Linked DNA regions of Homo sapiens: region 2 is linked to region 1. The links are chromatin contacts, found by Hi-C or POLR2A ChIA-PET in ENCODE. All regions are on one chromosome and are shown on one strand. The core of a region is the stretch at or near the end of the contact, and the rest is flanking DNA. Distances in the headings are between cores, read along the strand shown.

Region 1 (2,999 bases), core at 305-2,804:
CCTCGTCCCGCTGAGCCTGGCCTGAGCTCCTCCTGAGGAATAAGGGCATCCCAAAAACCCGGGTACAAGACGCCCAGTAGTAGTAGTTAGGCTGAGTCAGGCAGGTGCATCTCTCCCCATGGTATCTGCCGCCCAGGCTCCGGCCAGAGGGAGGGGAGCGCGAGTCCGCCGCGCTTCCGCGGGGCGCCCGGAGCTGCAGACGGGGGCTGGAGGAATCTCGGATTCGGGCTGCAAGAGCGCTGCGCAAGCTTCGCCGAGCCGCCCTTTCGCAGACCCAGGGAAGCGGGGGGAGGGAGCGAAGGAGGGAGAGAGAGTTAAAACATCAGCTGAAGTGCCAAGATGATTTATGAGACGAGGGAAAATATTTCATGAAGATCTCCCGGATATTCTGTACTTAACCAGTTAGGAGACAAAGGGCTTCTTCTGCCTGGTGCGTGCGAGCGGACCCCAGCGAGCAAGGGAGCTAGTGCCAGAGAGAGCTGCGGAGGCTCCGGCAGGAGTGGGGACGTCCCCGTGGTTGCGCCTCCTGCGCTCGCCCCGGATCCACCGAGCTAGCAGCGGGCGGCGCTCAGCCGCGTCCGCAGCCTCCTCTTCTCCCCAGCCGGGGAGAGCCAGCCTCGTCTCCCACATCCTCTGCCGCCAGCGACCTGCAGCTCCGCACTGTTTCCCTCCCCTGTACCCCCTTCCCAGTCACCCGAGGGTTCAGAAACCAAGTCCCCCGGCTCTCCCGCCATCCGCTGGGTCCCACCGAGGCAGGTGGGTACTCGCCGGAGGTCTTCAGCTCGATTCTGAACCAAGCGTTCTGGACTGCCCAGACCCGGTGGGCAAGGGGACTGGGGAGGCCCTGCGCACAGTCGCGTGGAACGGGAGGGGACAAGACAAACTGCTGGACACTTTTCCGTGGAATGAGAAGTGGGGGGTGCGTGGGTGGGAAGGTACCTCCGGAGGGAAAGGCCAAAGGGAAGGACCAGAAAGAGAGGAAGGAAGAGCCGGGAAGGAACGGAAGGGAACTCAGAGCCGAGGGTGGTGGGGTTGGGGCTAGGGATGCGCACTGGGCCCGGGGCCGCGCGGCCCAGGCGGGCACTGGCCAGTGGATGGCAGGGCTGGGCGAGTTAGAACTGAGAGCCCGGCTTCACAGCGCAGCGCGCTCCGAGGCCCTCTGTCGTTACCTGAATATTCATTAGACTGACCGCTCTTTATCCTTATCTAGCGTTTATCTTATCGGCGAGTTTCGTTTCTCAGTGTAGTTTTAATCCCGGGCTCCCATTCCCCCTCCCCCGGTCCGCTCCCCTCCCTCCCTCTTCCTTCGCCGGCTGCTCCCTCCCTCCCTCCCTCCCATTTCTCCCTCCCCTGCCCTCCCCTAGCCGGCACCGGAGTGACAGGCTCGGGGCCCTCCTCGCCGAAGCTCGGGGCTCCAGCGCTGGCGAATCACAGAGTGGTGGAATCTATTGCCTTTGTCTGACAAGTCATCCATCTCCCGGCGCGGGGAGGGGGAGGAGGTCTGGAGGGGGCTTTGCAGCTTTTAGAGAGACACACACCGGGAGCCGAGGCTCCAGTCTCCGGCCGAGTCTTCTCGCAGCCGCAACCCACCTGGGGCCAGCCCAGAGCTGCCAGCGCCGCTCGGCTCCCTCCCTCCCTCCCGGCCCTTCGGCCGCGGCGGCGTGCGCCTGCCTTTTCCGGGGGCGGGGGCCTGGCCCGCGCGCTCCCCTCCCGCAGGCGCCACCTCGGACATCCCCGGGATTGCTACTTCTCTGCCAACTTCGCCAACTCGCCAGCACTTGGAGAGGCCCGGCTCCCCTCCCGGCGCCCTCTGACCGCCCCCGCCCCGCGCGCTCTCCGACCACCGCCTCTCGGATGACCAGGTTCCAGGGGAGCTGAGCGAGTCGCCTCCCCCGCCCAGCTTCAGCCCTGGCTGCAGCTGCAGCGCGAGCCATGCGCCCCCAGTGCACCCCGGCCCGGCCCACCGCCCCGGGGCCATTCTGCTGACCGCCCAGCCCCGAGCCCCGACAGTGGCAAGTTGCGGCTACTGCAGTTGCAAGCTCCGGCCAACCCGGAGGAGCCCCAGCGGGGAGCGCAGTGCTGCGCCCCCCGCCCCCGCGCGCCCCGCAGCAGCCGGGCGTTCACTCATCCTCCCTCCCCCACCGTCCCTCCCTTTTCTCCTCAAGTCCTGAAGTTGAGTTTGAGAGGCGACACGGCGGCGGCGGCCGCGCTGCTCCCGCTCCTCTGCCTCCCCATGGATATGCACTGCAAAGCAGACCCCTTCTCCGCGATGCACCGTGAGTACCGGCGCCCGGCTCCTGTCCCGGCTCGGGGCTCTCCGTCCCAACCCTGTCCAGTCCCAGCGTGGCCCCGGCCCCTCGCGCTCAGGTCCCATCTTGGAGGCCTCCCTGGCTTCTGGTCCCTCTTTTCGTTCTTTCTCTCCCTCGCCCGGTGTTTCTAATGCCTCCAGTTTCTCTCCTGCCTTCTGTCACCCATTCTTACCTCTCTGTCTGCCTGCCTTCCTACCTTCCCTGATCCCTATCACCTGCCTTTGCTCTTTCTATCCGCTCCTTCTTAGGTCATGGGATCCACGGCCTCGGAGCCCTGGTTCCAGCCACCCTCTCCCTAGTCAGCCTCTTGCCCTGGGCTGGGGGGCAAATTAGCAGGCAGTTTTCAGGGTGTTGTTTTGTTGTTTTCTCTGTCTTTTCTCTCTTTCTCTCTTCCTCTGTTTGCCTCCCTCTCCTGTCTCCCCACATCTTTATCTTTCTCAAACTTAAGAGTCGTGGGGTCCAGGAGACTCCAAGAGTATTCAGCCTCAGTGTCAGGACAATTGGGCAGAAGAGTGTGGGGGTGGGGTGCCCCCTTCTGACCCTCATCTCTCAGCATCTCCAGGCCCTTCCAGCCCAGCATAGGCTTCTTGTGGGTTGGTTTGAAATATTTTCTTCCTCTTCCTTTCTTTCCCACCCCCCTTCCCTTGCCTTCCCTTCCCTTCACATTGGGAATCCCAGGTTGTCAAGACA
Region 2 (3,352 bases), core at 1-2,500, 270 kb after region 1:
CAGCCCTGCGTGCCTTGGGAAAGGTTCACTCCACCCCCAGCTGCCACAGGGTGGTCTGATCTTGGTGACAGGGTGGAAGCCTGCAGTAATAACAGACCTGCAATAAATGGCAACAGCATCGATAACAGCTTTGGGACAGACACTTTTCTAAGCCTTTTACATACTGTCTCTCAGCAACCACCCTGAGAAATGGCATTAATTATTCCCGTTTTACAGATGCGGAAACAGGCTCAGAGAGAAGGACTTCACTCAAAGCCACACAGATAAGGAAGTGTGAAGAGGGACTGGAACCCGGGAAGTCTAACTCTTGCCTGCTCTGGTGCCGGAAAAGGATGTGCAGGGAGTGGACTCTCCTCCCCACCCCCACATCCCAGGCAGAAGGAAGGAATTTGAGCCAAACTCTAGGCTGTGTGCCTGGCTGTCCCAGCATATGTCTGCACACAGACCTACAAATTAGGCTTTGTTCGGGGCTAGAATAGGAGCCTTGGGGAAGGGCCTCTCCAATCAGTTCCCTTGGAGGGGGGCGGGGTGGAGCCCCTTCTGCCTGGCACTGCCCGGATGCCACCAGCCACACCCCACTGACTCTGAAGACCTGAACACTGGGAGCCATCCCATTTGGACAGCACATCGCCCCCTCGTGGCAAGAGGGAGACTGAGTCAGGGACACGCACGCATAGAACACTTTCTATGGGCACAGGCACAGAGACAGAGCATGCCTTGGTGGTCAGAGTGAGTCATTCATAAATATCTGGAAATAAATACAATACAAATGATGTGTGTGGCCCCAAACCACACACAGTTACAGCGACTCACACATACACATATCAATAATACATTCCCTTTTGTCTGGAGAGACACATGTGGTGCAGAACCAGCCTCATATGTGCACACGCTTTAAGTCCATGGACTTGGATTCGGTACCTACTAAGTGCCAGGCCCTGTACTGGCCAGCAGGGGCACAATGATCCTGTCTCAGATCTTCAGGAACTGGGTCTAGTGGGAGCGAGGGGAAGATGAGTCACATACCCTGGTGAACTACAAACCATGGGCAATGGGGCACAGGGAGTCTCAGAGGAAGGTGGGAAGATCCCAGTGGGCTTCATGGAGGTGGTGGTATTTTGACTGACTCTTAGAAGATAGACGTAGGGAACAGCACAAAAGTTGGGAAGAAAGTGTTGCAAAGGTGGTGTGGAAAAACGAGTAGATAGTGGTTTAAACGTGGCCATGGGGTCCATGAAGAGCCTCCCTGCAGGGCTGCTGCACAGGCTGTGACTATATGAGTAGCGTCTCTGAGGTTGTGCAGGTTGTAACCTGTATAAACCTATGCGGCGGCCGTGGGAAAGTGGAGGTTGGTGGGTTAGGGAGTTGAATCTGGGAGGACCTCGAATGTGAGAGCCAAAGACAATGGGTCACCTCTGCCAAAGACAATGGGTCACCAGGTGGCCTGGGGAGTGTACAGCGATCAGACAGGGGTTTCTTTTCTTTCTTTTTTTTTTTTTTTTGAGATGGATTTTCGCTCTTGTTCTCAGGTTGGAGTGCAATGGCACGATCTTGGCTCACTGCAACCTCCACCTCCAGGGTTCAAGCGATTCTCCTGCCTCAGCCTACCGAGTAGCTGGGATTACAGGCGCCCACCACCATGCCCAGCTATTTTTTTTTTTTTTTGTATTTTTAGTAGAGATGGGGTTTCACCATGTTGGACAGGCTGGTCTCGAACTCCTGACTACAGGTGATCCGCTCACCTCGGCCACCCAAAGTGCTGGGATTACAGGCGTGAGCCACCGTGCCTGGCCAACCAGACAGGGGTTTCTGATTCCTGGTCTGGCAGCTGTAGAGAGATGGCTCACATGGGGAGAGAAGGGAAGCCTGGAGTTCAGGGCTACATGCCCCAGTCACTAGGAGAACTTTACTCATCACTCCAGCCAGGGCTCCATCGCAGAGGGTCTGATCTCTTGGTGTGGGGGGCTTGGGTCAGGTTTGGGTGGTGGTTGAGCTCGGCAGGTGGTATGGGGGCACAAGTGGGAGGTTTGGGCAGAGGAGAAGGGAGGGATGAGGGAAAAGGAGCCTCCAAAGAGACAGACCCAGAGCCCCACCTCGTGGCCAAAGCCTGCATTGCCGGCCCACTGGAGGCTGGTACACGCTGCCCTACTTAGCGCTGGGAGCTAAGGGTGACACTTTCTGAGTTTAGCCCAAAGCCCCTTAGCTTCCCCCAGCACACACCCCTATCTGCAGCTCTGCTGCAAACCGGGCCTTGATAACAGGATGCATAAATGACCATGTCTCAGTCTCCAGGTGACAATGCATGGACACACACACACACACACACACACGCTAGCCAGACACGTGCTTGCTCACATGCACACACACACACACAATCATGCAGTCATATCAGTACAAACCAGGTACCCCACAGACACGCCAGTGCACACACCACACAGACATACAACACAGCCCCACTTTGAGTAAGATGAAGGGTGAGGGAATCCACAAACAATTTTTCAAGACCCCCCAGCTCGCCCTCACACACAGTGTGCAGACTCCTCACAAAGAGCCCAGTGTACACACACAGGCCTTCCTGAGACAGGGACAGGAGAGGACCTGCCAGTCCTGGAGTGAGTGACCTGTGCCCCACAGCCTCCCCAACAGGTGGGCCCCAGAGACTCCTTCAAATCTGACTCTCTCTCCACCCTGGGGCGCTCTGGTTCTTTTTGAAGTGGAAGAGAACAGAGAACGACAGTTTAGGTGTTGGGGGAGGCAAAGGATTACTTACTTGGGCAACAGGGGAGAGGACCTGGCATGAAGCCAGGCTTACTGGCTGACCTAGGAGCAGAGGGTGGCATGCAGTGAAGGATGGAGGCTTGCAGAGGGCAGAGGCAGGCGACTGCAGGGACTCACTTTCCCCACGTGGCACCTGTCCGCTCCTTCTCTTCTCAGCTTAAATATCACCTCCTCTAGGAGGGCCTCCCAGCCCACACCATCTAATGTGTGTCTCCTGGGTTACCGTCTCATGTTCTTTTTCTTCAGCTCTTCATGTGACTCATCACCATGGGCGTTTAGGTTCTAGTGATTTTCTAGCTCTTCTTCCTGTGAGCTGGCAGATGTGTGTGTGTGTGTGTGTGTGTGTGTGACAGGAGTGACTTCTGATTTTACTGACCACTAGCCTCCTGGTGTCAAGCCCAGACACTGGTCAGTGGACAGTGGCCTGAATGAATGATGGGCTGGGTGACTGAAGGACCGTGTGCCAGGGCTGCGGATGGGATGAAGGCTTACCCGGGAGCAGTGGCGGGTGACAGCCAGCACCTCGTCATCAGTCAGCAGCCTCTGGGCCAGGTCCTGAATGAGGGGCCGCCGG

The links. A loop is a pair of places that touch in the nucleus more often than their neighbours do. ChIA-PET counts read pairs that join two places held with the same protein, here RNA polymerase II (POLR2A). Pooled maps may share reads with other maps.
Region 2: a loop to region 1 is called in a map of HCT116, with 3 times the contacts of the local background. The contact joins the enhancer-like site here to the promoter of PAX2 in region 1. A Hi-C loop is called at or near these places in 2 of 168 maps with a recorded cell type or tissue (HCT116 and naive thymus-derived CD4-positive, alpha-beta T cell), 7 of 37 single-sample maps with no recorded cell type and 13 of 50 pooled maps. POLR2A ChIA-PET finds 5 or more read pairs at or near these places in 2 of 52 experiments (Caco-2 and GM12878).

The regions. Positions count from the first base shown.
Region 1 is chr10:100,744,028-100,747,026 of GRCh38, forward strand. PAX2 (paired box 2) reads left to right here and starts at 1,555. Exons shown (of 10, transcript NM_000278.5): 1 at 1,555-2,276. The coding sequence starts at 2,234. RefSeq lists enhancers at 597-646, 1,746-2,287.
Region 2 is chr10:101,012,366-101,015,717 of GRCh38, forward strand. It overlaps PDZD7 (PDZ domain containing 7), which reads right to left. Exons shown (of 17, transcript NM_001195263.2): 11 at 3,271-3,352. Among named protein-coding and RNA genes, the nearest start is that of LZTS2, 14 kb to the left of the region's middle. RefSeq lists enhancers at 779-908, 1,877-1,926. Within about 2 kb of position 1,251, at least 22 of the 41 ENCODE cell types and tissues checked have a DNase peak (open chromatin) inside an H3K27ac peak, as active enhancers do; they include HCT116, where a contact is called at or near this core.